2 separate regions of the Homo sapiens genome follow, and region 1 is linked to region 2. The links are chromatin loops, found by intact Hi-C in ENCODE. Cell type or tissue: transverse colon. All regions are shown on one strand. Each heading gives the region's core, and the rest is flanking DNA. Links, peaks and the distances in the headings are about the cores only. Region 1 overlaps PIK3CA-DT (PIK3CA divergent transcript). Region 2 has its middle 14 kb from the start of ZMAT3.

Evidence for each region. Peaks named below come from ENCODE experiments on the same cell type or tissue, not always from the same donor. Only the 100,000 strongest peaks of a DNase experiment are listed, where the experiment ranks them.
Region 1: a loop joins it to region 2, with 3 times the contacts of the local background. A loop is called at or near these places in 34 of 110 quality-filtered maps.

Annotation. Positions count from the first base shown.
Region 1 is chr3:179,124,893-179,141,648 of GRCh38, forward strand. It overlaps PIK3CA-DT (PIK3CA divergent transcript), which reads right to left. Exons shown (of 3, transcript NR_125401.1): 2 at 7,877-7,979. Among named protein-coding and RNA genes, the nearest start is that of PIK3CA-DT, 15 kb to the right of the region's middle. In transverse colon, for the core only: no CTCF peak of the experiment used is centred there; DNase peaks (open chromatin) are centred at 7,489 and 7,799; H3K4me3 peaks cover 540 bases.
Region 2 is chr3:179,077,806-179,094,561 of GRCh38, forward strand. No RefSeq gene overlaps it. Among named protein-coding and RNA genes, the nearest start is that of ZMAT3, 14 kb to the left of the region's middle. RefSeq lists an enhancer at 13,468-13,547. In transverse colon, for the core only: no CTCF peak of the experiment used is centred there; no DNase peak of the experiment used is centred there.

The sequences.
Region 1 (16,756 bases), core at 3,466-11,465, 47 kb after region 2:
AAAAAAGCCAGCCAAGGATACTATACCCAGCAAAGGTTTCCTTCACAAATGAAGGAGAAAGCAAGTTTTTGTTTGATTCCCAGACAAGCAAAAACTGAGAGAATGCATCACCACTAGTCTGATTCTATAAGAAATGGTTACGGGGTCCTAAAACTTATAGTAAAAAAATTGCATCTACCATCATGAAAACACATAAATGTATAAAACTCACTGCTATAGCAAACATACAAATAAGGCAGAGAAAGGACTCAAATGTTACCACTATAGAAAACCATCAAGCCACAATGATAAAACAATAAGAGAGGAACAAGGGATATACAAAACTACAAGAAATCAAATAATAAATCAACGAGAATAAGCCCTCACATAACAATATTAACCCTGAATGTAAGTGAATTAAATTTTCCACTTAAAATTTGTAGGCTGTCTGAATGGATAAAAAAAATTACCCAACTATATGCTGCCACAATAAACTCACTTCACCTGTAAAAACACATATAGCCTGAAAGTAAAGGGAATGAAAAAAACATTCCATACAAATTGGAAACCAAAAGCAATCAGGAGTAGCTATACTTACATCAGACAAAACAGATGGTAAGTCAACAATGGTAAAAAGAGACAAAGATGGTCATAATATAATAATAAAGAGATCAATTCAGCAAAAAGATATAACAATTCTAAATATGTATGCAACCAACAATGGAGCACCCAGGTATATAAAAACAATATTATTAGATCTAACAGGAGAGATAGACTCCAATACAATAATAGTTGGAGGCTTCAACAACCCACTCACAGCATAAGAAAGACCATCTGGATAGAAATTTAACATAGAAATATTGGACTTACTGCACTTTAGACCAAATGGACATAAGAGATATTTACAGAATTACATTCTGTAAATTGCAGTTGCAGAATATACATTGTTCTCATCAGCACATGGGACATTCTTTAGGATAGATCATATGTTAGGCCAGAAAACAAACCTCAACAAATTTTTTAAATCAAAATTATGCCAAGTAACTTCTCAGACCAAAATGGAATAAAATTAGAAATCAATGACCAGAGGAACTTCAGAAACTGTACAAGCAGAAATTAACACATTCCTGAATGACCATTGGGTCAAGGAAGAAATTAAGGGGGAAATCAAAAAATGTCTTGACACGAATGAAAATTTAAATACAGTATACCAAAACCTATGTGATATGGCAAGCAATGCTAATAGAAGTTTATAGCAACAAACATCTACCTCAGAAAAAAAAAACCCACAAAGCTCTCAAATGAACAACCTAATGATATACCTCAAAGAAACAAAAGCAAGAATAAACCAAACCCCAAATCTGTAGAAGAAATAATGAAGATCAAATATAAGAGCAGAACTAAATGAAATAGAGACTAAAAAGATCAATACAAAGGATCAACAAAACAAAAATGGTATTTTTGTTTTTGTTTTTGAGATGGAGTTTCGCTCTTGTCGCCCAGGCTGGAGTGCAGTGGCATGATCTTGGCTCACTGCAACCTCCGCCTCCCAGGTTCAAGCGATTCTCCTGCCTCAGCCTCCCAAGTAGCTGGGATTACAGGCACCTACCACCATGCCCGGCTAATTTTTTGTATTTTTAGTAGAGACAGGGTTTCGCCGTGTTGGGCAGGCTGGTCACGAACTCCTGACCTCTGGTGATCTGCCCGCCTCAGCCTCCCAAAGTGCTGGGATTACAGGCGTGAGCCACCACGCCCGGCCCAAAAGCGAATTTTTTTTTTTTTTTTTTGATTTGGTTAAAACAAACCTTTGCTAAAAGGCAGCACAGAGTAATGCTTGCCTGTAATACTTTATTTTTTTATTTTTTTATTATACTTTGTTTTAGGGTACATGTGCACAATGTGCAGGTTAGTTACATACATATACATGTGCCATGCTGATGCGCTGCACCCACTAACTCGTCATCTAGCATTAGGTATATCTCCCAATGCTATCCCTCCCCCGCCCACCCCACAACAGTCCCCAGAGTGTGATGTTGCCCTTCCTATGTCCATGTGTTCTCATGGTTCAATTCCCACCTATGAGTGAGAATATGCGGTGTTTGGTTTCTTGTTCTTGCAATAGTTTACCGAGAATGATGATTTCCAATTTCATCCATGTCCCTACAAAGGACATGAACTCATCATTTTTTATGGCTGCATAGTATTCCATGGTGTATACATGCCACATTTTCTTAATCCAGTCTATCATTGTTGGACATTTGGGTTGGTTCCAAGTCTTTGCTATTGTGAATAGTGCCGCAATAAACATACGTGTGCATGTGTCTTTATAGCAGCATGATTTATAGTCCTTTGGGTATATACCCAGTAATGGGATGGCTGGGTCAAATGGTATTTCTAGTTCTAGATCCCTGAGGAATTGCCACACTGACTTCCACAATGGTTGAACTAGTTTACAATCCCCACCAACAATGTAAAAGTGTTCCTATTTCTCCACATCCTCTCCAGCACCTGTTGTTTCCTGACCTTTTAATGATTGCCATTCTAACGGTGTGAGATGATATCTCATTGTGGTTTTGATTTGCATTTCTCTGATGGCCAGTGATGGTGAGCATTTTTTCATGTGTTTTTTGGCTGCATAAATGTCTTCTTTTGAGAAGTGTCTGTTCATGTCCTTCACCCACTTTTTGATGGGGTTCTTTGTTTCGTTCTTGTAAATTTGTTTGAGTTCATTGTAGATTCTGGATATTAGCCCTTTGTCAAGATGAGTAGGTTGCAAAAATTTTCTCCCATTTTGTGGGTTGCCTGTTCACTCTGATGGTAGTTTCTTTTGCTGTGCAGAGGCTCTTTAGTTTAATTAGATCCCATTTGTCAATTTTGGCTTTTGTTGCCATTGCTTTTGGTGTTTGAGACATGAAGTCCTTGCCCATGCCTATGTCCTGAATGGTAATGCCTAGGTTTTCTTCTAGGGTTTTTATGGTTTTAGGTCTAACGTTTAAGTCTTTAATCCATCTTGAATTGATTTTTGTATAAGGTGTAAGGAAGGGATCCAGTTTCAGCTTTCTACATATGGCCAGCCAGTTTTCCCAGCACCATTTATTAAATAGGGAATCCTTTCCCCATTGCTTGTTTTTCTCAGGTTTGTCAAAGATCAGATAGTTGTAGATATACGGCATTATTTCTGAGGGCTCTGTTCTGTTCCACTGATCTATATCTCTGTTTTGGTACCAGTACCATGCTGTTTTGGTTACTGTAGCCTTGTAGTATAGTTTGAAGTCAGGTAGTGTGATGCCTCCAGCTTTGTTCTTTTGGCTTAGGATTGACTTGGCAATGCGGGCTCTTTTTTGGTTCCATATGAACTTTAAAGTAGTTTTTTCCAATTCCGTGAAGAAAGTCATTGGTAGCTTGATGGGGATGGCATTGAATCTATAAATTACCTTGGGCAGTATGGCCATTTTCACGATATTGATTCTTCCTACCCATGAGCATGGAATGTTCTTCCATTTGTTTGTATCCTCTTTTATTTCCTTGAGCAGTGGTTTGTAGTTCTCCTTGAAGAGGTCCTTCACGTCCCTTGTAAGGTGGATTCCTAGGTATTTTATTCTCTTTGAAAAAATTGTGAATGGGAGTTCACTCATGATTTGGCTCTCTGTTTGTCTGTTATTGGTGTATAAGAATGCTCGTGATTTTTGTACATTGATTTTGTATCCTGAGACTTTGCTGAAGTTGCTTATCAGCTTAAGGTGATTTTGGGCTGAGACAATGGGGTTTTCTAGATATACAATCATGTCGTCTGCAAACATGGACAATTTGACTTCCTCTTTTCCTAACTGAATACCCTTTATTTCCTTCTCCTGCCTAATTGCCCTGGCCAGAACTTCCAACACTATGTTGAATAGGAGTGGTGAGAGAGGGCATCCCTGTCTTGTGCCAGTTTTCAAAGGGAATGCTTCCAGTTTTTGCTCATTCAGTATGATATTGGCTGTGGGTTTGTCACAGATAGCTCTTATTATTTTGAGATATGTCCCATCAATACCTAATTTATTGAGAGTTTTTAGCATGAAGGGTTGTTGAATTTTGTCAAAGGCCTTTTCTGCATCTATTGTGATAATCATGTGGTTTTTGTCTTTGGTTCTGTTTATATGCTGGATTACATTTATTGATTTGCATATATTGAACCAGCCTTGCATCCCAGGGATGAAGCCCACTTGATCATGGTGGATAAGCTTTTTGATGTGCTGCTGGATTCGGTTTGCCAGTATTTTATTGAGGATTTTTGCATCAATGTTCATCAAGGATATTGGTCTAAAATTCTCTTTTTTGGTTGTGTCTCTGCCTGGCTTTGGTATCAGGATGATGCTGGCCTCATAAAATGAGTTAGGGAGGATTCCCTCTTTTTCTATTGATTGGAATAGTTTCAAAGGAATGATACCAGTTCCTCCTTGTACCTCTGGTAGAATTCGGCTGTGAATCCATCTGGTCCTGGACTCTTTTTGGTTGGTAAGCTATTGATTATTGCCACAATTTCAGATCCTGTTATTGGTCTATTCAGAGATTCAACTTCTTCCTGGTTTAGTCTTGGGAGAGTGTATGTGTCGAGGAATTTATCCATTTCTTCTAGATTTTCTAGTTTATTTGCGTAGAGGTGTTCGTAGTAATCTCTGATGGTAGTTTGTATTTCTGTGGGATCCATGATGATATCCCCTTTATCATTTTTTATTGTGTCTATTCTTCTCTCTTTTTTTCTTTATTAGTCTTGCTAGCAGTCTATCAATTTTGTTGATCCTTTCAAAACACCAACTCCTGGATTCATTAATTTTTAAGGGTTTTTTGTGTCTCTATTTCCATCAGTTCTGCTCTGATTTTAGTTATTTCTTGCCTTCTGCTAGCTTTTGAATGTGTTTGCTCTTGCTTTTCTAGTTCTTTTAATTGTGATGGTAGGGTGTCAATTTTGGATCTTTCCTGCTTTCTCTTGTGGGCATTTAGTGCTATAAATTTCCCTCTACACACTGCTTTGAATGTGTCCCAGAGATTCTGGTATGTTGTGTCTTTGTTCTCGTTGGTTTCAAAGAACATCTTTATTTCTGCCTTCATTGCGTTATGTACCCAGTAGTCATTCAGGAGCAGGTTGTTCAGTTTCCATTTAGTTGAGTGGTTTTGAGTGAGTTTCTTAATCCTGAGTTCTAGTTTGATTGCACTGTGGTCTGAGAGATAGTTTGTTATAATTTCTGTTCTTTTACATTTGCTGAGGAGAGCTTTACTTCCAACTATGTGGTCAATTTTGGAATAGGTGTGGTGTGGTGCTGAAAAAAATGTATATTCTGTTGATTTGGGGTGGAGAGTTCTGTAGATGTCTATTAGGTCCGCTTGGTGCAGAGCTGAGTTCAATTCCTGGGTATCCTTGTTAACTTTCTGTCTCGTTGATCTGTCTAATGTTGACAGTGGGGTGTTAAAGTCTCCCATTATTAATGTGTGGGAGTCTAAGTCTCTTTGTTGGTCACTCAGGACTTGCTTTATGAATCTGGGTGCTCCTGTATTGGGTGCATATATATTTAGGATTGTTAGCTCTTCTTGTTGAATTGATCCCTTTACCATTATGTAATGGCCTTGTCTCTTTTGATCTTTGTTGATTTAAAGTCTGTTTTATCAGAGACTAGGATTGCAACCCCTGCCTTTTTTTGTTTTCCATTTGCTTGGTAGATCTTCCTCCATCCTTTTATTTTGAGCCTATGTGTGTCTCTGCACGTGAGATGGGTTTCCTGAATACAGCACACTGATGGGTCTTGACTCTTTATCCAATTTGCCAGTCTGTGTCTTTTAATTGGAGCATTTAGTCCATTTACATTTAAAGTTAATATTGTTATGTGTGAATTTGATCCTGTCATTATGATGTTAGCTTGTTATTTTGCTCGTTAGTTGATGCAGTTTCTTCCTAGTCTCGATGGTCTTTACATTTTGGCATGATTTTGCAGCCGCTGGTACCGGTTGTTCCTTTCCATGTTTAGCGCTTCCTTCAGGAGCTCTTTTAGGGCAGGCCTGGTGGTGACAAAATCTCTCAGCATTTGCTTGTCTGTAAAGTATTTTATTTCTCCTTCACTTATGAAGCTTAGTTTGGCTGGATATGAAATTCTGGGTTGAAAATTCTTTTCTTTAAGAATGTTGAATACTGGCCCCCACTCTCTTCTGGCTTGTAGAATTTCTGCCGAGAGATCCGCCATTAGTCTGATGGGCTTCCCTTTGTGGGTAACCCGACCTTTCTGTCTGGCTGCCCTTAACATTTTTTCCTTCATTTCAACTTTGGTGAATCTGACAATTATGTGTCTTGGAGTTGCTCTTCTTGAGGAGTATCTCTGTGGCGTTCTCTGTATTTCCTGAATCTGAATGTTGGCCTGCCTTGCTAGATTGGGGAAGTTCTCCTGGATAATATCCTGCAGAGTGTTTTCCAACTTGGTTCCATTCTCCCCGTCACTTTCAGCTACACCAATCAGACATAGATTTGGTCTTTTCACATAGTCCCATATTTCTTGGAGGCTTTGTTTGTTTTTTTTTATTCTTTTTCTCTAAACTTCCCTTCTCACTTCATTTCATTCATTTCATCTTCCACTGCTGATACCCTTTCTTCCAGTTGATCGCATCGGCTCCTGAGGCTTCTGCATTCTTCACGTAGTTCTCGAGCCTTGGCTTTCAGCTCCATCAGCTCCTTTAAGCACTTCTCTGTATTGGTTATTCTAGTTATACATTCGTCTAAATTTTTTTCAAAGTTTTTAACTTCTTTGCCTTTGGTTTGAATTTCCTCCTGTAGCTTGTAGTTTGATCGTCTGAAGCCTTCTTCTCTCAACTCGTCAAAGTCATTCTCTGTCCAGCTTTGTTCCATTGCTGGTGAGGAACTGCATTCCTTTGGAGGAGGAGATGTGCTCTGCTTTTTAGAGTTTCCAGTTTTTCTGCTCTGTTTTTTCCCCATCTTTGTGGTTTTATCTACTTTTGGTCTTTGATGATGGTGATGTACAGATGGGTTTTTGGTGTGGACATCCTTTCTGTTTGTTAGTTTTCCTTCTAACAGACAGGATCCTCAGCTGCAGGTCTGTTGGAGTTTGCTAGAGGTCCACTCCAGACCCTGTTTGCCTGGGTATCCACAGCGGTGTTTGCAGAACAGCGGTTTTTCATGAACTGCGAATACTGCTGTCTGATCGTTCCTCTGGAAATTTTTGTCTCAGAGGAGTACCTGGCCATGTGAAGTGTCAGTGTGCCCCTACTGGGGGGTGCCTCCCAGTTAGGCTGCTCAGGGGTCAGGGGTCAGGGACCCACTTGAGGAGGCAGTCTGCCCGTTCTCAGATCTCCAGCTGCGTGCTGGGAGAACCACTGCTCTCCTCAAAGCTGTCAGACAGGGACATTTAAGTCTGCAGAGGTTACTGCTGTCTTTTTGTTTGTCTGTGCCCTGCCCCCAGAGGCGGAGCCTACAGAGGCAGGCAGGCCTCCTTGAGCTGTGGCAGGCTCCATCCAGTTCCAGCTTCCCGGCTGCTTTGTTTACCTAAGCAAGCCTGGGCAATGGCAGGCGCCCCTCCCCTAGCCTCACGGCCGCCTTGCAGTTTGATCTCAGACTGCTGTGCTAGCAATCAGCGAGACTCCGTGGGTGTAGGACCCTCCGAGCCATGTGCGGGATATAATCTCCTGGTGCACTGTTTTTTAAGCCCGTCAGAAAAGCGCAGTATTCGGGTGGGAGTGACCCGATTTTCCAGGTGCCATCTGTCACCCCTTTCTTTGACTAGGAAAGGGAACTCCCTGACCCCTTGTGCTTCCCGAGTGAGGCAATGCCTCGCCCTGCTTGGGCTCGCGCACGGTGCGCTGCACCCACTGACCTGCGCCCACTGTCTGGCACTCCCTAGTGAGACGAACCCGGTACCTCAGATGGAAATGCAGAAATCACCCATCTTCTGTGTCGCTCACGCTGGGAGCTGTAGACCAGAGCCGTTCCTATTTGGCCATCTTGGCTCCTCTCCCAAAAGCTGATTTTTTAAAAGATAAACAAAATCAATAAACTTCTGGCTGGACTAACCAAGAAAAAAAGTGAAATGACTCAAACAAAACCAGAAACAAAAAAGTTCACATTAAAACCTAGTAGAAATAGATAAATTCCTGGATGCATACAACCTACCAAGATTGAATCGGGAAGAAATAGAATACCTGAACAGGCCAATAATAAGTAATGATGTTAAATCAGTAACAAAAAGTCTTCCAACAAACAAAAACCAAGGACCAGATGTCTGCCAAATTCTACTAAACTTTCAATGAAAAACTAACATGAATTCTTTTCAAACTATTCAAAAAAATGGAAGAAGAGGGAATTCTCCCTGACTCATTCTATAAGGCCAGCATTACCCTGATATCAAAAACAGACAAGGACCCAACATCAAAAACTACAGGCCAATATCCCTGATGAACACAGACACAAAAATCCTCAACAAGATACTAGCAAACCAAATCCAACGACACATCAAAAAGATTATACACCATGATCAAGTGTCATATATCCCATGGTTGCGAGGATAATTCAACATATTCAAATCAATAAATGTGATACATCACATTAACAGAATGATGGACAAAAACCATATGATCATCTCAATTGATGCAGAAAAAGCACTTAATAAAATTCAACATCCTTCATGTTAAAAAAAAAAAACTCTCAACAAACTAGGCATACAAGTAACATACCACAACATAATAAAGGCTATATATCACAAACCCACAACTAACATCATGCTGAATGGGGAAAAGCTGAATGCCTTTCCTATAAGATCTGGAATGGAACAGGAAAGGATGCCCACTTTCACCACTGTATACTAGTCAACATAGTGCTGGAAGTCCTAGCCAGAGCAATCAGACAAGAGAAAGGCGGAAAAGAAAAAGCATCTAAATTGGAAAAGAGGAAGTGAAACTATCCCTCTTTGCAGATGACATGATCTTATATTTAGAAAAACCTAAAGTCTCCACCAAAAAACTATTAGATCTGATTAACAAATTCAGTAAAGTTGCAGAATACAAAATCAACATATAAAAATCAGTAGCATTTCTCTACACTAATAATGAACTAGCTGAAATAGAAATCAAGAAGGAAATCCCATTTATAATACCTACCAAAAAGTAAACTACATAGAAATAACCAAAGTGGGAAAAAAGCTCTCCAAGGAAAGCTACAAAACAGTGATGACAGAAATTGAAGTGGGCACAAACAAATGAAAGGACATCTCATGCTTGTGGATTGGAGGAATTAATACTGTTAAAATGACCACACTACCCAAAGTAACCTACAGATCCCATGAAATTTCTCTCAAAATACCAATGCCATTTTTCACAGAAATAGAAAAAATAATTCTAAAATTTATATGGAAACAAAAACGAGGCCAAATAATCAAAGCAATCTTAAGCAGAAAGAACAAAACTAGAGGCATCATACTACCTGACTTCAAACAGTTACAAGGATATAGTAACCCAAATAAAAATATATTTGAATAAATATAGACATATAAATTAATAGAACAGAATAGAGAACCTAAATATAAATCCACATTTTTTTTACAGCTTACTGATTTTTGACAAAGTCACCAAGAACATACATGGGAGAAAGGACACTTTCTTCAATAAATGGTTCTGCAAAAATTGAATATCCATATGCAGAATAAGGTAGATATTCCATTATATACTAAAATAAACTCAAAGTAGATTAAAGACTTAAAAGAAATATCTGAAAATATAACACTACTAGAAGAAAACACACAGGAAGCACTTCGGGACACTGGTCTAGTCAAATATCTTATGGCTAGGACCTGAAAAGCACAGGCAACAAAAATGAAAACAGAAAAATGGGACTATATTAAACTAAAAAGCTTCTGCACAGCAAAGAAAACAATCAGCAGAGTGAAGAAACAACCGTTGAATAGGAGAAAACATCTGCAAACTATTCATCTGACCAGAAACTATTATCCAGAATATACAAGGAACTCAAACAACTCAACAGCAAAAAGAAAAAAAAAAAAAAAAAGAAACAAAAAAAAATGCCATTTAAAAGTGGAGAAAGGACACGAGTAGACAATTCTCAAAAGACATACAAATGGCTAACGAGTATATAAAAAATACTCAGCATTACCAGTCATCAAGGAAATGCAAATCAAAAATCATGAGATATCATCTTGCCCCAGTTAGAATGGCTATTATTAAAAAGACAAAAAATAACAGATGCTGGCAAGGATTCAGAGAAAAGGGAACTCTTCATAGTGTTGGTGGGAATGTAAATTAGTACAGCCATTATGAAAAGCAGTATGGATATATCTCAAAAAACTAAAACTAGAACCACCATATGATCCAGCAATACCACTACAGGGTATTTATCCAAAGGAAAAGAAATTGGTATGTCAAAGGGATACCTGCACTCCCATGTTTATTGCAGCATTATTCACAATAGGAAAAATATGGAACCAACCTAAGTATCTATCTACCAATTGATGAATAGATGAAGAAAATGTGATCATATATATATATATATATATATATATATATATATGAATACTATTCAGCTATAAAAAGAATGAAATCTTGTCATTTGCAGCAACATAGACAGAACTGGAGGTCATTATGCTAAGTGAAATAAGCCAGGCACAGAGAGACAAATATTGCATGTTCTCACCCATACATGGGAGCTAAAACACTAATCTCATAGAGGTAGAGAGTAGAATGATGGTTACCAGAGACTGGGAAGGGTATGTGTGTTGTGGGCAGAGGATGAAGGAAGATTGGTTAATTGGTACAAACATACAGTTAGATAGAAGAAATAAGTTCTAACGTCCGATAGCAGAGTAGGTGACTATAGTTCACAACAACGTATATTTCAAAATAGCTAGATGAGAGGACTCGAAATGTTCCCAAAACATTGAAATGACACATACTTGAGGTGAGGGATATCGTGAATATCCCTACTTGATCATTACACAGTCTATGCAACTAACAAAATATCACATATGCCCCATAAATATGTGCAAATATTATGTATCAATAAAAATATTTTTAAAGTTAAAAATATATAGTTCATAAGATAGCTCAAATAAACTAATACAAATTTTACTTGTGGATAATACTCTGTGTTTAAAAGATACTATTTGCAAATAATCTATTGCTTCACTCCAAATAAATTGAAAACTATTAGATTTAATTATACTTTGAGATGATACATACTTCTTAATTGTTGAGGGATGTAGATTTTCTTTTCATTGCTAGTGCTTGTCTCTGTAACACATGACACTAGGTGATGTCTGGTGCCACACTTCCATTTGTAATAAAGACCTGTTCCTTTTCTAACAAGCAGCACACATATCAACATGTTTCCCATTCAATTTGAGTCCTTCTATAAATCTAGCACTTTTAATAATGTTTAAGTGCTACGAAAACAGTTTGGTCTCATGGAACTTACTTTCTTGTGCCATGACTCATATAAAGAAACAATAAAACATTTAACCATAGTTTCAAAGTCCTACCTCCAGTATGGTAGGACAAGCCCACTATAGCCTAATTCTCCCTCTAAAGCTCTAGATAAAATGAAATAACTACCTGAGGACTCTGAAAAGTAAATAAAAGTCAGTCAGTCATGGAAGGTAGTCAAAAATGTTGAGGTGCTACCTCCAACAGGTAAGTCTCCCAGGTCTTTGTTTTTCTATCTCATGGCTTTTCCCCCAAGGAAAGGCCCTAGTCACAGAACTGTGCAGAAGAGTAGCAGCATGAGTGGCTAAAACTGCAATAAAAACCTATCTTTCTAGACAGAGGAACCAGGAAAAGAGGCCTCAGAAGGCCAGAATGTGTGGTAATTTCCAGAGAGGAGAGAGCTGGAAAGGGGGATCATCTAAGTCTGTATATGAGCCTATGCAAGACTTGGGCTTATCCCTGAGCTTCGTAAAGGTTGCACAGATCAAAAGAAGCATAGCAAAGGTTTTAAAACCTGAACTAAAATTTAAACTACAAAAGGTGGCTGACTAGAAGCAGCTAGTGTGCACTGCTCTCATGGAGAGGAGACAGAGTGGTAAGTAAACATCAGCTCTTCAACTGAATCATCCAGGAGGACATTCGAGGATTCATCAAGGAAGCAATGCAACCCATGGAGAACAGAGAGGAGTGAGACAGGATAGCTGCTCACCCAGGATTGGTGTGGAGCCAAGGGAGACTCCCCAATCAATGTGGGGAAATGGTGAGTGAGAGCCCCTGGGCACCCACACTTCTGCCATGGACCTTTGCAACCCTGAGCTCAGAAGATCCTTCCTGACCCCTTCCACCTAAGGCCTCTGCACCGACACAGAGAGCTGCATGGAGTCTGGGCAAAGCCACCACTCAGGCACATGCAGAGACCAAGGGGCCCTGGACCCCTACTAGCTCATGGAACTAGTAGCTATAGCTCCAGCAATGGGGGAGGCCAGGCTCTCTCTCATGCCCCTAGGATAAAGGCCAAACCTATATATAGGGCTGAGGAGTGGGCAGACTGAATGCCTCGCCTTTGCTGTACCTTGCTGGACAAGGCCCACCGGCCTGGGACCCCCAGCATGACCACCCCAGCCCCACCTGAGCTCTCAGGCTGGTAGCAGTTCTGCATTTCCCTGGGACAGAGCCCCCAGAGGTAATAGGCAGGCCCACCATTTTTGCCACTGAGCAGCCCCACTCCTACTGGCCTCGGGCTCATGAGAAAGAGCTTAAGGATGACTGTGCTTCAGCACAGCATGGCTGCCTTACGGAAAAGTAGCCGGGACGCCTTCCATATGGGTCCCTGTCCCTGTTACTTTTCACTGGGCAGGGCCTCTCTACCTGGCTGCCAGTACAACTCTGCTGCCCCGACTTGAACACTTCAGTCAGTGGCAGCTCTGCATTTTACTGATGAGGAAATCCCAGAGACAACCCACAGCCACTCTGCCACTGCAGCTGAAGTGGTGCTGCGCTTATTGCCCTTACTCTAGAGAAGGAACAAAGGGACTGGTCACTTCACTGCCACTTCCAGGATACCACAACTGCCAAACAGAGAGGAGCCTAGTCTCTCTTCCTTGTGAGTGCCCACCCTGTACTCTTCACAAGGCAAGGCCCCCAGGAGCATCTATCCCACACCCAACTGAACATTCCTACTGGCAGTAGCTCTGTATTCAATTCAATGACAAGATTTAACTATCCTAAATATATATGCACACAATACTGGAGCACCCAGATTAATAAAATAAGTTCTTAGAGACTTATGAAGAGACTTAGATAACTATACAACAATTGTGGGAAACCTTAACACCCCACTGACAGTACTGGATAGATTGTTGAGGCAGAAAAACTAACAACGATATTTGGGACCTTAACTTGACATTTGGCAAAATGGACCTAACAGACATCTACAGACCATTCCACCCAACATAGAATGTACATTCTTCTCATCTGCACATGGCACATACTCTAAAATTGATCACATACTTGGCCATAAAGCAATTCTCAACAAATTAGAAAAAAAAAATCCTACCAGCCACACCCTTGGAACACAACTCAAAGAAACCAGAAATCAATACCAAGAAGATCTACTAAAACCAAACAATTAAGTGAAAATTAAACAATCAACTCCCCAATGACATTTGGGTAAACAATGAAATTAAGGCAGAAATCAAGAAAGTCTTTGAAACTAATGAAAACAAACATACAACATACTAGAAACTCTGGACACAGCTAAAGCAGTGTTACAAGGAAAGATGATAGTGCTAAATGCCCACATCAAAAAGTCAGAAAGATCTCAAATCAACAACCTAACATCACACCTAGAGGAATATGATAAACAAGAGCAAACCAACCCCAAAGGTAGCAGAAGAAGAGCAGAGCTGAACTGAACTGAATGAAACAGAGACAGGAAAAACCACACAAAAGATCAACAAAACCAAAAGTGGGTTTTTTAAAAGAATAAATAAGAGTGATAGACTGCTAGCTAGACTAATAAAGAGAGAAGATTCAAATAAACACAATTAGAAAGGACAAAGGGGACATTACCACTGACCAAGAATATTACGAATACCTCACAAACTAGAAAACATAATAGAAATGGATAAATTCCTGGAATCTGGTTCAATCCCAAGATTGAACCAGAAAGAACATGGATACTAGAACAGACTAATAATGAATTCTAAAATTGAATCAGTAATTTAAAAACTACTAACCAGAAAAAGCCCTGGACCAGAAAAATTCACAGCCCAATTCTACCAGATATAGAAAGAAGAGCTGGTACCAATTCTACTGAAACTATCCCAAATAGTTGAGGAGGAAGGTCTCCTGCCTTACTCATTTGATAATGCCAGCATCATTTTGATATCAAAACTCGGCAGAGACACAACAAAAAAAAAAGAAAATTTCAGACCAATATCCCTGACAACCATAAATGTAAAAATCCACAATAAAATACTAGCAAACCAAACCTAGCAGCACATCAAAAAGCTAATCCACCACAATCAAGTAGGCTTTATTTCTGCGATACAGAGTGTGGTTCAACATATGCAAATCAATAAAAGTGATTCATCTCATAAACAGAAACAAAAACTACATGAACATCTCAACAGATGCAGAAAAGGCTTTTGATAAAATTCAAATCCCTTCATATTAAAAACCCTCAACAAACTAGACACCAAAGATACATATCCTAAAATAATAGGAGATATCTATGACAAACCCACAGCCAATATCATACTGAATGGGCAAAAGCTGGAACTATTCTCCTTGAGAACTGGAATAAGACAAAAATGCCCATTCCCACACTCCTATTCAACATATCACTAGAAGTCGTAGCCAGAGCAATCAGACAAGAGAAAGAAATAAAAGGCATCCAAACAGGAAGAGAGGAAGTCAAACTCTCTCTCTTCATGGATGATGTGACTCTATACCCAAAAAACCCCATAGTCTCTGCCCAAAGGCTTCTAGATCTGATGAACAATGTCAGCAAAGTTTTAGGATACAAAATCAATGTACAAACATCAGTACCATTTCTATACACCAATAACATCCAAGCTGAGAGACAAATCAAGAGTGAAATCCTATTCACAACAGCAACAAAAAGGAATTGGAATACAGATAACCAGGGAGGTGAAAGAGCTCTACAGTGAGAATTACAAAACACTGTTGAAAAAAATCAGAGGTGACACAAACAAATGAAAAAAATTCTACGCTCATGAATAGGAAGAATCAGTATTTTAAAAATGGTCATACTGCCCACAACTATTTACAGATTCAATGCTAATCCTGTCAAACTACCAATGACATTTTTTAGAGAATTAGAAAAAAACATTCTAAAATTCATTTGGAACCAAAAAAGAGCCCAAATACCCAAAGCAATCCTAAGCAAAAAGCACAAAGCCAGAAGCATCACACTATCTGACTTCAAACTATACTATAAAGATAGAGTAACCAGGCACAGCGAGGGGGCTCACGCTGGTAATCCCAGCACTTTGGGAAGCCAAGGTGGGTGGATCACAAGGTCAGGAGTTCAAGCCCAGCCTGGCCAACATAGTAAAACCCCGTCTCTACTAAAAATACAAAAAAAAAAAAAAAAAAATTAGGCAGGCGTGGTGGCAGACACCTGTAATCCCAGCTACTTGGGAGGCTGAGGCAGGAGAATGGCGTGAACCTGGGAGGCAGAAGTTGCAGTAAGCTGAGATCTTGACATTGCACTCCAGCCTAGGCAACACAGCGAGACTCCATCTCAAAAAAAAAAAAAAAAAAAAGTTACCAAAACAGCATGGTACTGATACAAAAACAGACACATAGACCAATGGAACAGAATACAGAGCCCAGAAATAAAGCCATATATCTATAACCACCTTATCTTCAACAAAGTTGCAAAAACAAGCAATGGGGAAAGGACTCCCTATTTAATAAATGCTGCTGGGATAACTGGCTAGTCACATGCAGAAGATTAAAATTAAACCTGTAACTTTCACCATATACAAAAATCAACTCAAGATGCATTAAAGACTTAAATAGAGAACCTAAAACTATAAAGACCCTAGAAAAAAATCTAGGAAATACCATTCTGGACATTGGCCCAGGCAAAGATTTCATGACAAAGATGCCAAAAGCAATTGCAACAAAAACGAAAATTGAAAAATGAGACCGAATTAAATGAAAGAGCTTCTGCACAGCAAGAGAAACTACCAATAAAGCAAACAGACAATGTATACAGAATGGCAGAAAATATTTGCAAACTACACATCCAACAAAGTTCTAATATTCAGAATCTATAAGGAGCATAAACAAATCAACAAGCACAATACAAACAACCCCATTAAAAATGGGCAAAGGACATGAATAGACACTTCTCAAAAGAAGATAAACACACGGTCAACAAGCCTATGAAAAAATGCTCCATATCACTAATCATTAGGGAAATGCAAATTTAAAGCACAGTGAAATATCATCTCACACCAGTCAGAATGGCTATTATTAAAAAGTCAAAAAAATAACATATGCTGGCAAGGTTGTGGAGGAAAGGGAATACTTATACACTGGTAGTGGGAATGTAAATTAGTTCAGTCACTGTGGAAAGCAGTCTGGAGATTTCTGAAAGAACTTAAAATAGAACTACCATTTGACCCAGCAATTTCATTACTGGGTATACATCCAAAGAAATATAAATCATTTACCATAAAGACACAGGTATGCGTATGTTTATCACAGCACTATTCACAATAGCAAAGACACAGAATCAACCTAGAAGCCCATCAACAGTGGACTGGATAAAGAA
Region 2 (16,756 bases), core at 3,618-11,617:
AGTAGTCCTCACTATTCACACAGGTGGCGGTCAAGAAATAAAACTTCTAATAATGCATTAAACTGTAATTTTTAATGCATTTTTCAATATCTATGTCATATTTTACAATACAGAAACTTTTAAAAACAGAAGAAAACTAATAATACCTTGTCATTGTATAAAATGCAGAAAGATATAAAGCAGAAATAGACTTCTCATAGTCACACCATGCTTTTTTTTTTAAGTTTGCACCATTTCCTTTCAGGCATTTTTCTACCCATGTAAAGACATATTTTTAGTGAAATTGGATTACGCTATATATGTATCTTTTTTTTTTTACTTATATCGTAAGTGCTTTCAATAAATAATCCTAGAACGTGGCACTTTCAATGGCTCCATAATATTCCATCCAATAGACATAGTAAAATTTAAACATTCAGCCAGGCACGGTGGCTCACACTTGTAATCCCAGCACTTTGGGAGGCCGAGGCAGGCGGATCATGAGGTCAAGATATCGAGACCATCCTGGCCAACATGGTGAAACCCCGTCTCTATTAAAAATACAAAAATTAGCTGGGCATGGTGGCACGCGCCTGTAGTCCCAGCTACTCGGGAGGCTGAGGCAGGAGAATCACTTGAACCCGGGAGGCGGAGGTTGCAGTGAGATGATATCATGCCACTGTACTCCAGCCTGGTGACAGTGCAAAACTCCATCTCAAAAAAAAAAATTTAAACATTAACTTGTTGTTGGGCATTGAGTTTCTTTCCACTTTCTCACTAAAATAAACAGCACCTCATCATTGTTCATATATCTTGATTTGAATTTATAAATATTTTTATTAGATTAAATTATTATAATATGAAGTTACTAGATCAAAGGGAATGAACGCTTTTAAGGCTTATAATACATTTTGCCAAATTGGCTTTCCGAAACAGTGGCCCACTCAACATTCCCACTAGGCCCTTTCTGAGTGTGATCCTCTCACTGTTCACACACAATATTGCTTATTACAAAATTTTTCTTCTTTACAATTTGCTAAGCAACAAAATGGTATGTTGACATTTTCATGTCTTTCCTTATTTAATTTTTGCAGTTATTTTTTGAGAATTGTCTGATTTTGTCCTTTATTTTTCTTCTGGAGACTAATCTCATTTATTATGCAGTATACACTTTTGAGAACATCAACCCATTGTCTCTTTATGTTAAGAGTAGTTCTCCTAGTTTTTTGTTTACTTGCTCTCTCTCATGCACTCTCTCTCTGTCTCTCTCTCTCTCTCTCTCTATATATATATATATATATTTTTTTTTTTTTTTTGAGACAGAGTCTTGCTTTGTCACCCAGGCTGGAGTGCAGTGGCGCTATCTCGGCTCACTACAACCTCCGCCCCCTCCCCCTACCCCCAGGGTTCAAACGATTCTCCTGCCTCAGCCTCCTGAGTAGCTGAGATTACAGGCACCCACCACCACACTCAGCTAATTTTTTGTATTTTTAGTAGAGACGGGGTTTCACCATGTTGGCCAGGCTGGTCTCAAACTCCTAAGCTCAGATGATCCCCCTGTCCCAGCCCCCAAAGTGCTGGGATGACAGGCATGAGCCACCGCACCCGGCCAATATTTTTTTACTTACAGAAATTTTAGGCCACGCATGGTGGCTTATGCCTGTAGTCCCAGCACTTTGGAGGCCGGGGCAGGAGAAGGCCTTGAGCCCAGGAGTTTGAAACCAGCCTGGGCAATATAGTGACACTTCATCTCTACAAAAAATGAACAAAATTAGGCAGGCATGATGGGATGCACCTGTAGACCTAGACACTCAGGAGGTGACGGAGGGAGGATTGCTTGCACCCAGGAGGTTGAAGCTGCAGTAAACTGAGATTGGGTCACTGCACTCCAGCCTCGGTGACAAAGCAAGACAAGACAAGACAAGAAAGAGAGAGACAGATAAGGAAAGGAAGTTTGACTCATCCTATGGGTCTCGGCTTCTATGACACCTCTTCTGTGAAGTCTATTCTAACCCTAAAGTTGCAGTCACCAGTCCCTCCTGGGTGCATATATGCCAAGTATCCCATACCTCCCTTCGTAGATCTGAGAAAGAAGCCAACATAATACCCTGCTCCTGTGCTGAACAATGTTAAAACCAAACATAGTTTCCCATCTTCTGTTAAATGATTCTGAGACCAGCCATACTTTCCCGTACCTGTGTTTAACAAAACTAGAACAAGCAGAACAAAACTTCGTTACTTGCTTCTGGAAATTTTTGCTCCTAAAAGATCAGAATGTGAACCTATTAAAAGAGCTACTTGTGAAGACGAACTGCTTGCTCTTTTAGAGACCCTTGCCTCACTGAAACTGCCCTCTGGAGGGGCCCACATGGCATGTGACCTTAGAAGTAGATCGTCCAAGTTCCAGTCAAGCCTTTAGATGGCCGCCTCCTGACTTGACTGCAACCTCATGAGAGACCCTGAATCAGAACCATCCAATTAAATCAGTCCCAGAGACCTAACCACAGAGACCATGTGAGGTAATGAATGTTGTTATAAACTGCTAAGCTTAGGGTAATTTTGGGGTTTTTTGTTTTTTGGTTTTTTTTTGGTGGGGGGTTGTTTGTTTTTTGAGACGGTGTCTCGCTCTGTCACCTAGACTGGAGTGCGATGGAGCGATCTCGGCTCACTGCAACCTCCATCTCTGCCTCAGCAGAGGCAATTCCTCTGCCTCAGCCTCCCCAGTAGCTGGGATTACAGGCACCCGCCACCACTTCCAGCTAATTTTTTTGTATTTTTATTAGAGACAGGGTTTCACCATGTTGGCCAGACTGGTCTTGAACTCCTGACCTCGGGCAATCCACCCATCTCGGCCTCCCAAAGTGCTGGGATTACAGGCGTGAGCCACTGTGCCCAGCCAGCTTGGGGTAATTTTTTAGGCGGAGATTAATATAAGTCCCCCTACCTTTTTGTGACTCTTTAAACTATGTATACAGATTACTTCGTTAAAAATGTGTATCTCTCATTCCTAGTTTTTTGTTTGTTTTATTTTTACTTTCCTTGCTTAGTATTTGTTGTTTATACTTCTTGATTAACTTTAGAATCACATTGTCAAATTCCTCAACTTCCATTGCGATTTCAATTGAATTTTGTCAAATCTATACATACATTTGTGGATAAGTTAAAATTTTACACTATTCTCTTTCCTACCACTGTACAATGATTGAAGACTTTCATGCTCTTCACTAACATTTTGTGATTTTCTTCATTGTATGTACAATATTTAATGAAATTCTAAAAAAAAAAGCATTTTCTTTTATGTAATATTTCTGGCATAGAGAAAAATTACCAAAGTCTTGAATTATATTCAAGTGTTTAAAATACTTTATTGTCTACTTGTACTATTGCTAAAATTCTACACTCTTCCTTGTGGACAGGTCTATCAATATACAAGAGAGAAAATGAATATTTTTAATACAATAGCAATCACATTTCTTTTCTGTATCCTGTGAGTTATATGATTATCCAATTTAGGTCTTATGATCTGAAAGCAGTAGAAATAATTAGCAACTTTCCTAAAAACTGTATTCCTTTTCTGATCCAATATTCTTTTCCCTCTCTCAACCTACACAACTTCTCTGCTACTTCTAAAATTACTAGAGTTAACTTTTGTTTTAATTCTGTGTCTCTTATTCAAATTGGTTAGCTTTCATTGTTGCTTTGCCATTGACATCGCTAGTGTGAACTTAATTTTGTATACCCATTATGACAAAGAAAATCAAACCATATTTCCCTTTGACCTTTTACGCTTGCAGTCACAATACTATTTTGAGGAAATGCTTGTTCATTATGCATACATACATTCTTATCTGCATCATTTTGTGTATGTGTTTATCAGTGCTGTCCAACAACGAGAAGAATGATACATTTATTTAATGTTGGAATGTAAGGATACTACAGTAAGAGCCTACTATGCCAGGCACTATACCCTAGCTAGGTACTCTAGCCAGGGCTTTTATACCCTAGCTCATATCATCCTCATGTTGACCTAAAGAAAAAAATGATGCAAATTTAATATAAGTAGAGAGTTTAATTGGGGCAAGTTTGAGGATTGCAACCTGGGAGCAGAGATTCATGTTGCCCTGAATATATGTTCCAATTAGCAGCAGTTACAAGTAGGCTTATAAAGCAGAAGAGGCAGTTCCTAAGTTGTTTACCAAGAATTTACATTACAAAACATGAGAGCCAGTGAAGTGGCTCACATCTATAATCTCAGCTACTCGGGAGGCTGAAGTGGCAGAATCCCTTGAGGCCAAGAGTTTGAAAGCAGCCTGGGCAACATAGCAAGACACCATCTCTAAAAAAAAATTTTAAGCTGTTGTTTGACTATACATTGTTCTTTGTAACACAAATTCCAGAACATTGAGATAGTGAGTGAGGCAGCTAGTCAGGAACAAATGCCTTTAAATAACTGCCCCAGGCACAAGGGGGTTAGCGCATGAATGACTGAAGTCCCATATTCATGTTGTTCTTGGCCTAATAAGTTTTGTACACCTTGCATAGCTCAGACTGCTCTGAGATATTTTTCTTTTCTCAGTCACAATAATTCCAGTGAGGTAGATATTATTTTACTTATTTTAGAGATGATTCTGAAATGTTAGGTTACCGTTCAAAGTTATTCAGCTTACATCTCCCTGTACCTTTGTTTCTACTAGATCAGAGCTTCTCAGACTTGAACATGCATGCGAATCACCTGGCAATCTTTTTAAAGTACAGATAATGTCTCAGTAGTCTGACGTTGGGATTGTGATTCTGCATTTCTAACAAGCTTCCAGGTGATGTCACACTTTGAGTAGCAAAGCATAGATCACAGTGAATTTAAGGCAATGTGACTCATTGGAAGGATTACAAACTTTGGAATTTGAGCATCTGAATTCAAATTTGAATGCAGGTACTTAAGGCCTTCTGACTTAGCATGGAACTTCACTTCCCTAATCTAAAATGCAGAAAATAAGACCAGCTTCATAGGATTGTTAGGTTGAAAAAACAATGTATTTCCAGTACCTGACATGTAGTAGAAGCTCAATATTGATTTGTCTTTCCTTGGGAGATTAGAATGTTGCTATAAATCTTCTAGTTATTCAATATGTATGTTTTTTGTGACAATGACAGAAACACACTCAAATTGATTTGGTCCAAAGGAATGGAAAGACCCTGGAGATTCTCTAGTAGCCCTACTATAGGGAAGGCAGCTGGGAACCTGGAAGTGAGGACTCAGATGCTGCCTGGAGTCTCTCTTGCTCTTTAGGAGTTGTTTCTTTCTTAGGGCAAACAGAGTTCACTCTGCTTCACTGCAGCCTTGGTTCTCCCACAAGGAAGGAAACATGGGTGCCCAGAGTTCCCAAGGCTTTCAGCTCATGACTTCCACCCTCAGGAAAGACCGAATCTCATTCTGTTCCAAACTTAACAACCTTGACCCAGAATTTGCTTGAATAAGAGTAGGTCAGATGTCCATGCCTGGATCCATCATCTCTGGTCAGAGGGACAAGCTCAGAGAAGCAGGTCTTGCTGTGAAGTACCAGCTACTTCAATTGGTCAGCTGGTGACAACTATACTGACTGACATTTAAGTGCTGGAAGGAAAAACTGAACTAGGTGTCAGGAACCTAGGTAGATGTACTGATTATGCCACTCATTTCTGAAATGATTTTGGATAAATCAATAGCTCTGGGCATCATCTTTATTTGCATAATAAATTATTTGGATTAGATTATATCTCAGTCATAGACAAATATAACATTTTATGAATCTCTCTCTCTCTCTCTCTCTCTATATATATATATATATACAGATGATAGAAATGTAGGATTTCTTCAAGTTTAAATGTAAGCTGCTTAAAAAAAATCTACAAAATGGCACATTGCCCTTTAGTATTTTCCAAACTATTGAAGAATGACAGTTATGCCTGACAAAGTCCTAGAGGTCCATACCAGTGCTGATGTTCTTTAATGTCAAGGTGACTTACAAGTTGCATTTGAAAAAAGAGTGCACTTGAAGTTGATAGAACTCTTTATGATTTGTTATAACTCTGGCCTTTACTGTCAAATTAGTTTTTCTTTTCAAGCAAGGCAATCCCACCCTCCCTCTGCTTAACAAAACAAGGGCTTGAAACAACAACCACAGGTAATAGAGGCATGTCTACAGTTGAAGTTTCATCTAGAAACATATGAATAGAGAAAGGTTCATTGGTGTCCAAAAAAGTGGCCATTACTTTAGGGGAATCCATCACCTCATTCATGTATTCATTCATTTAACAAATTCAGTCAAAGCCTGCTTTGTGTCAGGTACTATTCTAGATGCTGGGGATACAGCAGAGAACAAGACAAAGAAATCCCTAAGCTCTTTGTTCTTGCATGCTAATTAAGAAGATAAACAGGAAGTCCTAGCCAGAGCAGACAGGCAAGAGAAAGAAAGAAAAAGCATCCAAATAAAAAAAGAAGTGGTCGAATTAGCTCTCTTCTTTGATGATACGATTCTATACCTAGAAAACCCCTGAAGACTTCACCAAAAGGCTCCTGGAACTGATAAACAACTTCAGTAAAGTTTCAGGATACAAAATTAATGGCATTTATATACAACAGTAATGTTCGAGCTGAGAGTCAAATCAAGAAGAATACAATTTCACTTACAATAGCAACCAAAAAAGGAATAGGAATACCTCTAACCAAGGAAGTGAAAGATCTCTACAAGGAGAACTATGAAACACTGCTGAAATAAATCATAGATGACATAAACTAATTGAAAAACATTCCATATTCATGGATTGAATCAATATTGTTAAAATGGCCATACTGTCCAAAGCAATCTATAGATTCAACACTATTCTTATCAAACTACAAACATCATTTTTTACAGAATTAGAAAAAAACTATTCTAAAATTCATATGGAATCAAAAAAGAGCCCAAATAATCAAAGCAATCCTAAGCAAAAAGAAAAAAGCTGGAGGAATCACATTACCCAACCTCAAACTATATCATAAGGCCATAGTAACCAAAACAGCATGCTACTGGTACAAAAACAGACACATAGACCAATGGAATAGAGTACCTGGAAATAACAGTCAGCTGATCTTTGGCAAACTTGACAAAAATAAGCAATGGGAAAATGACTCCCCATTCAATAAATGGTGCTGGGATACCTGGCTAGCCATATGCAGAGGAATGAAACTGGAACCCTACCTATCACCATACACAAAAGTTAACTAAAGATGGATTCAGGATTAAATGTAAGACCTCCAACTATAAAAATCCTAGAAGAAGATGCTGTTGAGGTTGCGGAGAAAAAGGAACACTTTTACACTGTTGGTGGGAGTGTAAATTAGTACAACCATTGTGCAAGACAATGTAGTGATTCCTCAAAGACCCAGAGGCAGAAATTTGACCCAGCAATCCCCCAGTCAAAGACTATGCTGAGTATTAGTAATTCAGGTAGTGAAAATATACTGTTAATAAGGTTCTCTGACAGAAAAGACAACCCCAGTTCCAAAGATTGGAGGTGAGCAGGAAGACCATCTCACTCTTTTGCAATTTTTTTTTTTTTTTTTTTGAGACAAAGTCTCGCTCCGTCGCCCAGGCTGGAATGCAGTGGCATGATCTCGGCTCACTGAAAGCTCTGCCTCCTGGATTCATGCCATTCTCCTGCCTCAGCCTCCCAAGTAGCTGGGACTACAGGCACCCACCACCACACCTGACTAATTTTTTGTATTTTCAGTAGAGACGGGGTTTCACCGTGTTAGCCAGGATGGTCTCGATCTCCTGACCTCGTGATCCACCCGCCGCCTCGGCCTCCCAAAGTTCTGGGATTACGGGTGTGAGCCACTGCACCCAGCTCTCTTTTACAATTTCTCAGCATCCTGTGGAAAGCAAATAACTGGATTTACCAATGCATCCAGGTTGGTCAGGCACTGGAGAAACAATAAAACTTTACTTTAGAAATGGAGAAGGAAGTCTGTATCTCAAGGAAAATCAAATTTCACCCCAAGCCTGACGTTTGTCATCAAATGGGAAGAATTGCCTTCATAATAAGGCCTTTCAAATGATAAATGGAAAATTTGTACAGTAAACTTTAATAAACATTCAATGTAGTCATGAAAGATTAAAGATTTTAGAAAAACACTTAGATATCCTAATTTATATATCTTGGTCAGCTTCTCTTCAAGTTTATTTAATTGTTTCTATTGTTTAATTTCACTTTTCTTTCGGTTTCCATTTAGTAGGAGAAGATCCACCAGTAATTGAAGATCTTTCTGAAATCAGTTGAAGATCAGTGAAATAGATGACTGTCATGTGTTCTGGAGAATAACTGGGCAAATGAGCACATCCTATTCTCAACAGCATAAATGTACTGAGGCAAACAGGCAACTTTGTTTTATTGGGCTAGTGCAATAACTCAAAATATTATTATATTGCAATTTATTTTCAAAGAAATCATCAGAGACTATAAGATAAACAAAAACCAAAAGAACAAAATGAATATATCACAAGGAAAAGTGTTTGTCTAGAAAGGCAATTTATTAGGAGTCTGGATGTGATTTTTAAAAAAGTCTGTTTCTTGGATTTCTTTATATTTGTATTATAATCATACATTGCAAACTCTGTCAACCATTAATCTTCCCAAACATACCAAAGCTCTGAAAGCCTCAGTTTTTAGAATCACCCCCAAAGATTTACCTTATCAAGGCAATTTCTATATTTAATAAGGTCTTGCTGTGCAAAGGGTATGTAATGTTGTAAAGATAAAGTCATAAATAGAAATGTCATTCTACAAAACAAAGACAACACAAAAAGAATAAAAAGCCATAAGCTGAAAAAAATCTTTGGCATATGTATAATCAATAAAGGATTAGAAATCAGGCTGGGCGTGGTGGCACACGCCTATAATCCCAGTACTTTGAGAGGCTGAGGCTGGTGGATCGCTTGAGCTCAGGAGTTCGAGACTAGCCTGGGCAACATGACGAAACCTCATCTCAACAAAAAATACAAAAATTAGCCAGGTGTGGTGGTGTGCGTCTGTAGTCTCAGCTATTCAGGGGCTGAGGTGAGAGGACTGCTAGAGCCCAGGAGGTCGAGGCTGCAGTGAGCCGTGATCATGCCCCTGCACTCCAGCCCCAATGACAGAGTGAGACCCTGCCTAAAAAAAAGGATTAGAAACCAACAAAAGATTAAAATTATACATGTGTACACAACATACAAGAATTCTTTATAAATATATTTATATTTATAAATATATATTATTGTGAATTAATCAAAAGGATAAAACCCAATAGAAAAATAGGCAAAGGTAATAAAAAGAATTTCAAGGAAAATAAATCTCAAATGGCTAATAAACTTATATAAAGATGTTTAACATAATTATCAGGGGAATGAAGTTTTTAATTAAAATTACAACCTCAATGAGATATCATTTCACACCACCATATCAGAGAAAAAAACCTGAAAATTCAAATTCCCAATTTTGATAATGATACGAAGCAATTCTCATTCTTTGGTGAAGTTAAATTGGCACAGACCCTTCGGAAAACAGTTTTTAATTACGTAGTATAGTTGACCATGTGTATACTCTACGGCTGAACAATTTCAGTCCTAGATATAAAATCCAGGAAAAACTTGTACCAATGTTCATCAGGAAATGTGAACAAAAATGTTTACAGCAGTACTGTAAAAAAAAAAAAAAGAGAAGAAACCCAAATGCTCCTCAAGGTAGAATTTATTAATAAGTTATGGTATATTCATAAAATAGAATACTACAAAGCAATGAAAATTAAACTACAGCTACTTACATCCACATGGATAAATCGCAAAAACAATGCTAAACTGAAAAAACAAGCCAAAGAAGAACACATAAAGAGTGATTACCTTTATATAAAGATTAAAAACAGGCAAAACTAAGCTATGTATTATTTAGGGACATGTTACCAGGTTGTAAAAACAATAAAGAAAACTAAGGGAGTTATTAACACAAATTATGGATAGTAACTCCTTCTGGAGATGAATGATTGGCATGCAATCCAGCAAGAATATATCCAGGGATTCCAGCGTATTTAAATTACAAACACTTCGTCCATTAGTGGGTATATGAATATGAATTATTTTTCCTTAAATTATACATATAGGTTTTCATATACTTTTGTGTATGTATGCTATATTTTCAAAATAAAAATAAAAAACAAGACCTACAGAGTGTAATCGTAGGATCAGAGAAGGGAGATTGAGCCTCTGATAGAGACGTTAGGTCAGTGGTAACGAAAATCACACCAGTGTATACCCTATGGTCGAGTTATTAACCTACCAAGTGTGGATTTAATTAAACTCTCAAGCGACTATCTTTCCCATATTAACAAGTTCTTGGGAGCCATCTTGTTAATCCTCCATTCTGGTTACATTCATGAGGATAAGCCTTTGAGACACCCTTGCTGGCTTTTTACCACATAAGACATTCAGAGAAAGAAAAGGTTTTTCATCATATTGTTTGGAAATAATTAAGTCAAACAATAAGTTTCATACACTATTAATAAACTATGTGGCCTTGAAGAATTTACTTAATTTGGACGAGCCAGTTTCCTTATCTGCAAGATAATAGCACTGTGGCAAAGGCATTTATTGCTATCAATAGGCTTCCCCCATGCTTTCCAATCTCTTTGCAGTTAGAGGGATCACATGACTACTAATGGCCAATGAGCTTTGAGCAGAAGTGACGTGGAACTTCCTGGACAAAGGGTTTAAGACTGCCTATGCTTATCCTCCCCATCAAGGCACTGTGGAAGCCACATGAGAAGTAGGAACAGAGAATTGCTGCTTAGGGAGTTGCCCTCCCAGACCCATAGTAGACTTTGTGTGAGTGAGAAATAGAGTTCTATGTGTTAAGCTACTAAGATTTCTAGGTTTCTTTTTATCACAGCATAACCCAGCCTATACTAGCTGATACAAAGCCTTGTCTTGAAACCAGAAAACATGCTGTTCAAGTGGTCACTCACTACTCTCAAACTAGCTATTTTTGCAATTCTCTGGGCATCCTTCAATGAAATTAGCTGCATATGTCTGACAATTTTTTTTTTTTTTTTTTTTTTGAAATGGAGTCTCGTTCTGTCGCCCAGGCTGGAGTGCAGTGGCACCATCTCGGCTTGCTGCAAGCTCCGCCTCCCGGGTTCACGCCATTCTCCTGCCTCAGCCTCCCGAGTAGCTGGGACTACAGGTGCCCACCATCACGCCCGGCTATTGTTTTGTATTTTTAGTAGAGACAGGGTTTCACCGTGTTAGCCAGGATGGTCTTGATCTCCTGACCTCGTGATCCGCCTGCCTCGGCCTCCCAAAGTGCTGGGATTACAGGCATGAGCCACCGCGCCCAGCTCATGTCTGACAATTTTTAACTTTGTTTTAATTTTAAATTTTGAAATAATTTTAGACTTACAAGAGTTGTAAAGTTAGTACAAATAATTCCAATATAACCATCACACAGGTTTCCCAGATATTAATGTATAGCCTATAGTATAATAATAAAAACCAGGAAATTCACATTGATAGAATATTTTTAAACTATAGACCTTATTCAAATTTTACAAATTCTACCAATCATGTCCTTTTTGGGGAACCAGGATCCCATTCAAAATTATATGTTGCCAGCACAGCAGTGTTTTGTAATTGTCCTTATAGAGATCTTTCATCTCCTTGTTGAGATGTATCCCTGGGTGTGTGTGTGTGTGTGTGTGTGTGTGTCTGTTGTAAATGGAATTGCATTCTTGATTTGATTCTCAGCTTGAACACTATTGGTGTATAGAAATGCTACCAATTTTTGTACAATGGTATTGTGTCCTGAAACTTCACGAAGTTGTTTATCAGTTCTAAGAGCCTTTTGGCAGAGTCTCTAGGGTTTTCTAGGTATAGAATGATATCATCAGCAAAGAGAGAGAGTTTGACTTCTTCTTTTCCTATTTGGATGCCTTTTATCTCTTTCTCTTGCCCGACTGCTCTGGCCAGGATTTCTAGTACTATGTTGAATAGGAGTCGTGAGAGTGGGTACCCTTGTCTTGTTCCAGTTTTCAATTGGAATGGTTCCAGCTTTGGCCATTCAGTATTATGTTGGCTGTGGGTTTGTCATAGATGGCTCTTACTTTCAGGTATGTTCCTTTGATGCCTAGTTTGTTGAGTGTTTATCATGAAGGGATGTCTGATTTTATAAAAGTTTTTCCTACATCTATTTAGATGATCATAGGACTTTGTTTTTAATTCAGTTTATGTGGTGAATCACATTTATCAATTTGCATATGTTGAACCAACTTTGCATCCCAGGAATAAAGCCTACAGAGGTGATACAAGTAAATGAAAAAACATTCCATGATCATAAATTGGAAGAATCAATATTGTTAAAATGTCCATACTGTCCAAAGCAATGCACAGATTCAACAGTATTCCTATCAAACTACCAACATCATTTTTCACAGAATTTTTAAAAAATGATTCTAAAATTTATATGGAATCAAAAAGGAGCCCAAATAGTCAAAGCAATCTTAAGCAAAAAGAGGCATCACATTATCCAACTTCAAACCATACTATAATGCAAGCTTGTCCAACCTGTGGCCCAGAATGGCTTTGAATGTGACGAACACAAATTCATGAACTTCCTTAAAACATTATGAGATTTTTTTGCAATTTTTTTAGTTCATCAGCTATCATTAATGTTATCGTATTTTACGTATGGCCCACAACAATTCTTCTTCCAATGTGGCCCAGGGAAACCAAAAGATTGGACACTGCTCCTAAGGCTGCAGTAACCAAAACAACATCATACTGATACTGAAACAGACACATAGACCAATGGAACAGACTAAAGAACCCAGAAATAAAGCCACACACCTACAACCATCTGAACTTTGACAAATGCAACAAAAATAGGCAATGGGAAAAGAACTCCTCATTCAATAAAATGGTGCTGGGATACCTGGCTAGCCATATGCAGAATAATGAAACTGGACCCCTACCTATCACCATATACAAAAATTAACTCAAGATAGATTAAAGACTTAAATGTAAGACCTCCAACTATAAAAATCCTAGAAGAAAACCTAGGAAATACCTTTCTTGATATCAGCCTTGGCAAAACAAAAAACAAAAAACAAAAAAAAAACAGTAAGTCTAAGTCCTCAAAAGCAATTGCAACACAAACAAAAATTGATTTGGAACCTAATTAAACTAAAGAGCTTCTGCACTGCAAGAGAACCTATCAAGGGAGTAAACAGACAACCTATGGAATGGGAGAAAATATTCACAAACTATGCATTTGACAAAAGTCTAATATCCAGAATCTATAATAACTTAAATAATTCAATAAGCAAAAAACAAATAACCCCATTAAAAAGTAGGCAAAGGACATGAACAAACACTTCTCAAAAGAAGACATACAAGTTGCCAACAAACATATGAAAAACTGCTTCATATCACTAATCATCACTAATCATAAGAGAAATGGAAACCAAAACCACAATGAGATACTATCTCATACCAGTCAGAATGGCATTTTTTAAAAAGTCAAAAAATAACAGATGTTGACAAGGCTGTGGAGAAAAGCAGACATTTATACACTGTTGGTGGAAATGTAAAATTAGTCCAGCCACTGTGAAGAACAGTTTGGAGATTTCTCAAAGAACTAAGAGTTGAACTACCATTCAACTCAGCAATCTTATTACTGGGTATATACCCAAAGGAAAATAAATTATTATACCAAAAGGACCCACGCAGCTGTATGTTTGTTGCAGAGCTATTCAAAACAGCAAAAACATGGAATCAACCCAGTTGCCCATCAATGGTAGACTGGATAAAGAAAATGTGGCACATATTACCATGAAATACTATGCAGCTATGGAAGAATGAAATAATATCCTTTGCAGCAACATGAATACAGCTGGAGGTCATTATCCTAACTGAATCAATGCAGGAACAAAAAATCAAATACCACATATTCTCACTTATAAATGAGAGCTAAATACTGGGTATGCATGGACATAAAGATGGGAACAAATAGACACTGAGGACTACTCGGGAGAGAGGGAGAAGGGCAACACTGAAAACTACCTGTTGATACTATGCTTACTACCTGGGTGATAGGTTCAATCACACCCCAAACCTCAGCATCACACATACACTTTTGTAACAAACCTGCACATGTACCCCGATTCTAAAATAAAAGTTGGAAAGGAGAAAATAAAAACCACATGTGGCATTTGATTTCATATCACTTTTAGTGTGTAATAATTCCTTAGTCATTGCTTTTCTTGACCTTGATATTTTTGAAGAGTACTGGTCAATTTTTTTGTAGAACATCACTCAATTTCAGTTTGTCTAGTGTTTCCTCATGATTAAATTCAGATTTTGTATTTTTGACAAGAATATCACAGAAGTGAGGCTGTGTTCTTTTTTTTTTTTTTTTTTTTTTTTTTTTTGAGACAGAGTCTCACTCTGTCTCCCAGGCTGGAGTGCAGTGGTGCAATGTTGGCTCACTGCAACCTCCGCCTCCCGGGTTCAAGCAATTCTCCCGCCTCAGCCTCCCAGGTAGCTGGGATTACAGGTGCATGCCACCACGCCCGGCTAATTTTTGTATTTCTAGTAGAGACAAGGTTTCACCATGTTGGTCAGGCTGGTCTCAAACTCCCGACCTCAGATGATCCACATACCTCGGCCTCCCAAAGTGCTGGGATTACAGGTGTGAGCCGCTGCACCCAGCTGAGACTATGTTCTTTACAGTGCATCATAACAGAAGGCATATGATGTGAATATGTCTAATTATTGGTGGTGTTACCTTTGATAATTTAAGGTGGTGTCTCCCAGGTTCTTCCACCGTAAAGTTACTCTTTTTATCCTTATAATTAATCAGTGTCTTGTGGGGAGATACTTTAATATTTTGTGAATATTCTGTTTACAAGATCATCATACTTTCACTAATTTTAGCATCCACGGATGATTCTTGCCTGAAATAATTGTTACGGTGGTGTTTGCCAAATGGTAATAATCCATTTTCCATTATTATTCTACATGTATTAGCTAGAATTCAACTGTAAGAAAGAGCTTTCCATTCTCCTCCATTTATTTATATATTCAATTATTTATTTATATTGGTATGGACTCGTGCATTTATTTTATTCTATGGGCTATAACCCATTATTGTCATCGTTTAATTTGTTGCACAAATTGTCCTAGATTTGGCCAATGGAAAATCCTTAAAGTTGTCTCTTGTGTCCTTTGATGTATTCCCATTACTATTTAAGCACTTTCTTATTTTCTGGCACCACAAGATGTTCTAGGCTTCTCCTCCTACTTTCCCTGTCATAGTCCTAGAACCAACTACATGTCCATAGAGCCCTAGGTCTTTTCACTGAAGAATGGTATTTAGAAACCAAGATGTAGGCACTAACTATGCCTGACAACTTTCTATGCCTTGCCATTTAGGAATTTCCCAAATCTCTGCCTGCACTGATTATTGTGATTTTTCTACATTACTAATTTACATCTTATTTTCTGTTTACCGCTGCAGCTCCTCTGTTTATATTAAAGCCCAATCAAGAAGTCCTAGCTGGTATTAAATTCAGTACATGGGCTTATTTTGTTTAGTCATTAACATTTTTTAAATCGGTAGATTTCACATGAGACAAATCCTAGCTTCTCTTGAAAATCAAGAGTTCATCTGAGCATCATGCTTAAGAGCATGGACTCTGGATTTGAAATTGGGTTTGAATTCTAGCTACGCCTATCACTAGCCATGTCACCTCAGACAAGTTACTTAACCTCTCTCATGCTTCAGTTTCTCATCGGCTAAGTGGGGCTAATAATAGTATGCAATCATAGGGTTGTTCTGGGATTAAATAAATTAATTTATATAAAGCACTTAAAGCAAGGTCTTTAAATAAATTAATTTATATAAAGTACCTAAAGCAGAATTATATAAAGTACTTAAAGCAGGGTCTTTAAATAAATTAATTTATATAAAGTACTTAAAGCAGAATTACGTGTTAGGTTTTGTCATTATCTAGTAACAGTAGGACTGCAGTCCACATTGCAATAATCAGCTACAACTAAATAACAGCTGCTGAGTGTGTCAGAATGGCCAAGTGGTCTAAGGCACCAGACTCAAGCTTTCCCTTCCTGCACTTGGGACTTCTGGTCTCCACAGAGAGGTGTGGGTAAATAACAGCTGCTGCCTTCACATACATCATGCATTCCTCACCACCCACAGTCCCCACTACTCCTTAGAGTATGACCTGTACTGAGGGAGAGTGTCATGTGGCATTTATCATCTTATGATCCACCTATTATCTACTTGGCCCTGGAAGTCATTTGAATATGTACCCTTGCTCTAATAGGAAAGGCCTATTATAAAGCAAATCATACAATTCAATGAACTTGGCTCAGGTTTTTAAAACTATGACATTTTGAAGGTTTCCTTCCATTTCACCAACTACCTCCAAGTGCTATTTGAGGTTAGCAGCAACTCAGAAAAGAGATATGCCTCTTTCTCTTTTGATTATTCTAAGTCAAGAGCTAAAAAAACTTACCTGAATGTATTTAATGCCCTACAGATCTTAACCCCCTTTTTCTTGATGAAACTAGACCCCATCCAAAACTGTCCCACTTCCAGGGTGTGAAACATCATGCCAAAGCAGAGCAGACTGACTTATTCTAGTACTGTTTCTTTCTTTCTTTCTTTCTTTTTTTTTTTTTTGAGATGGAGTCTCACTCTGTCACCCAGACTGGAG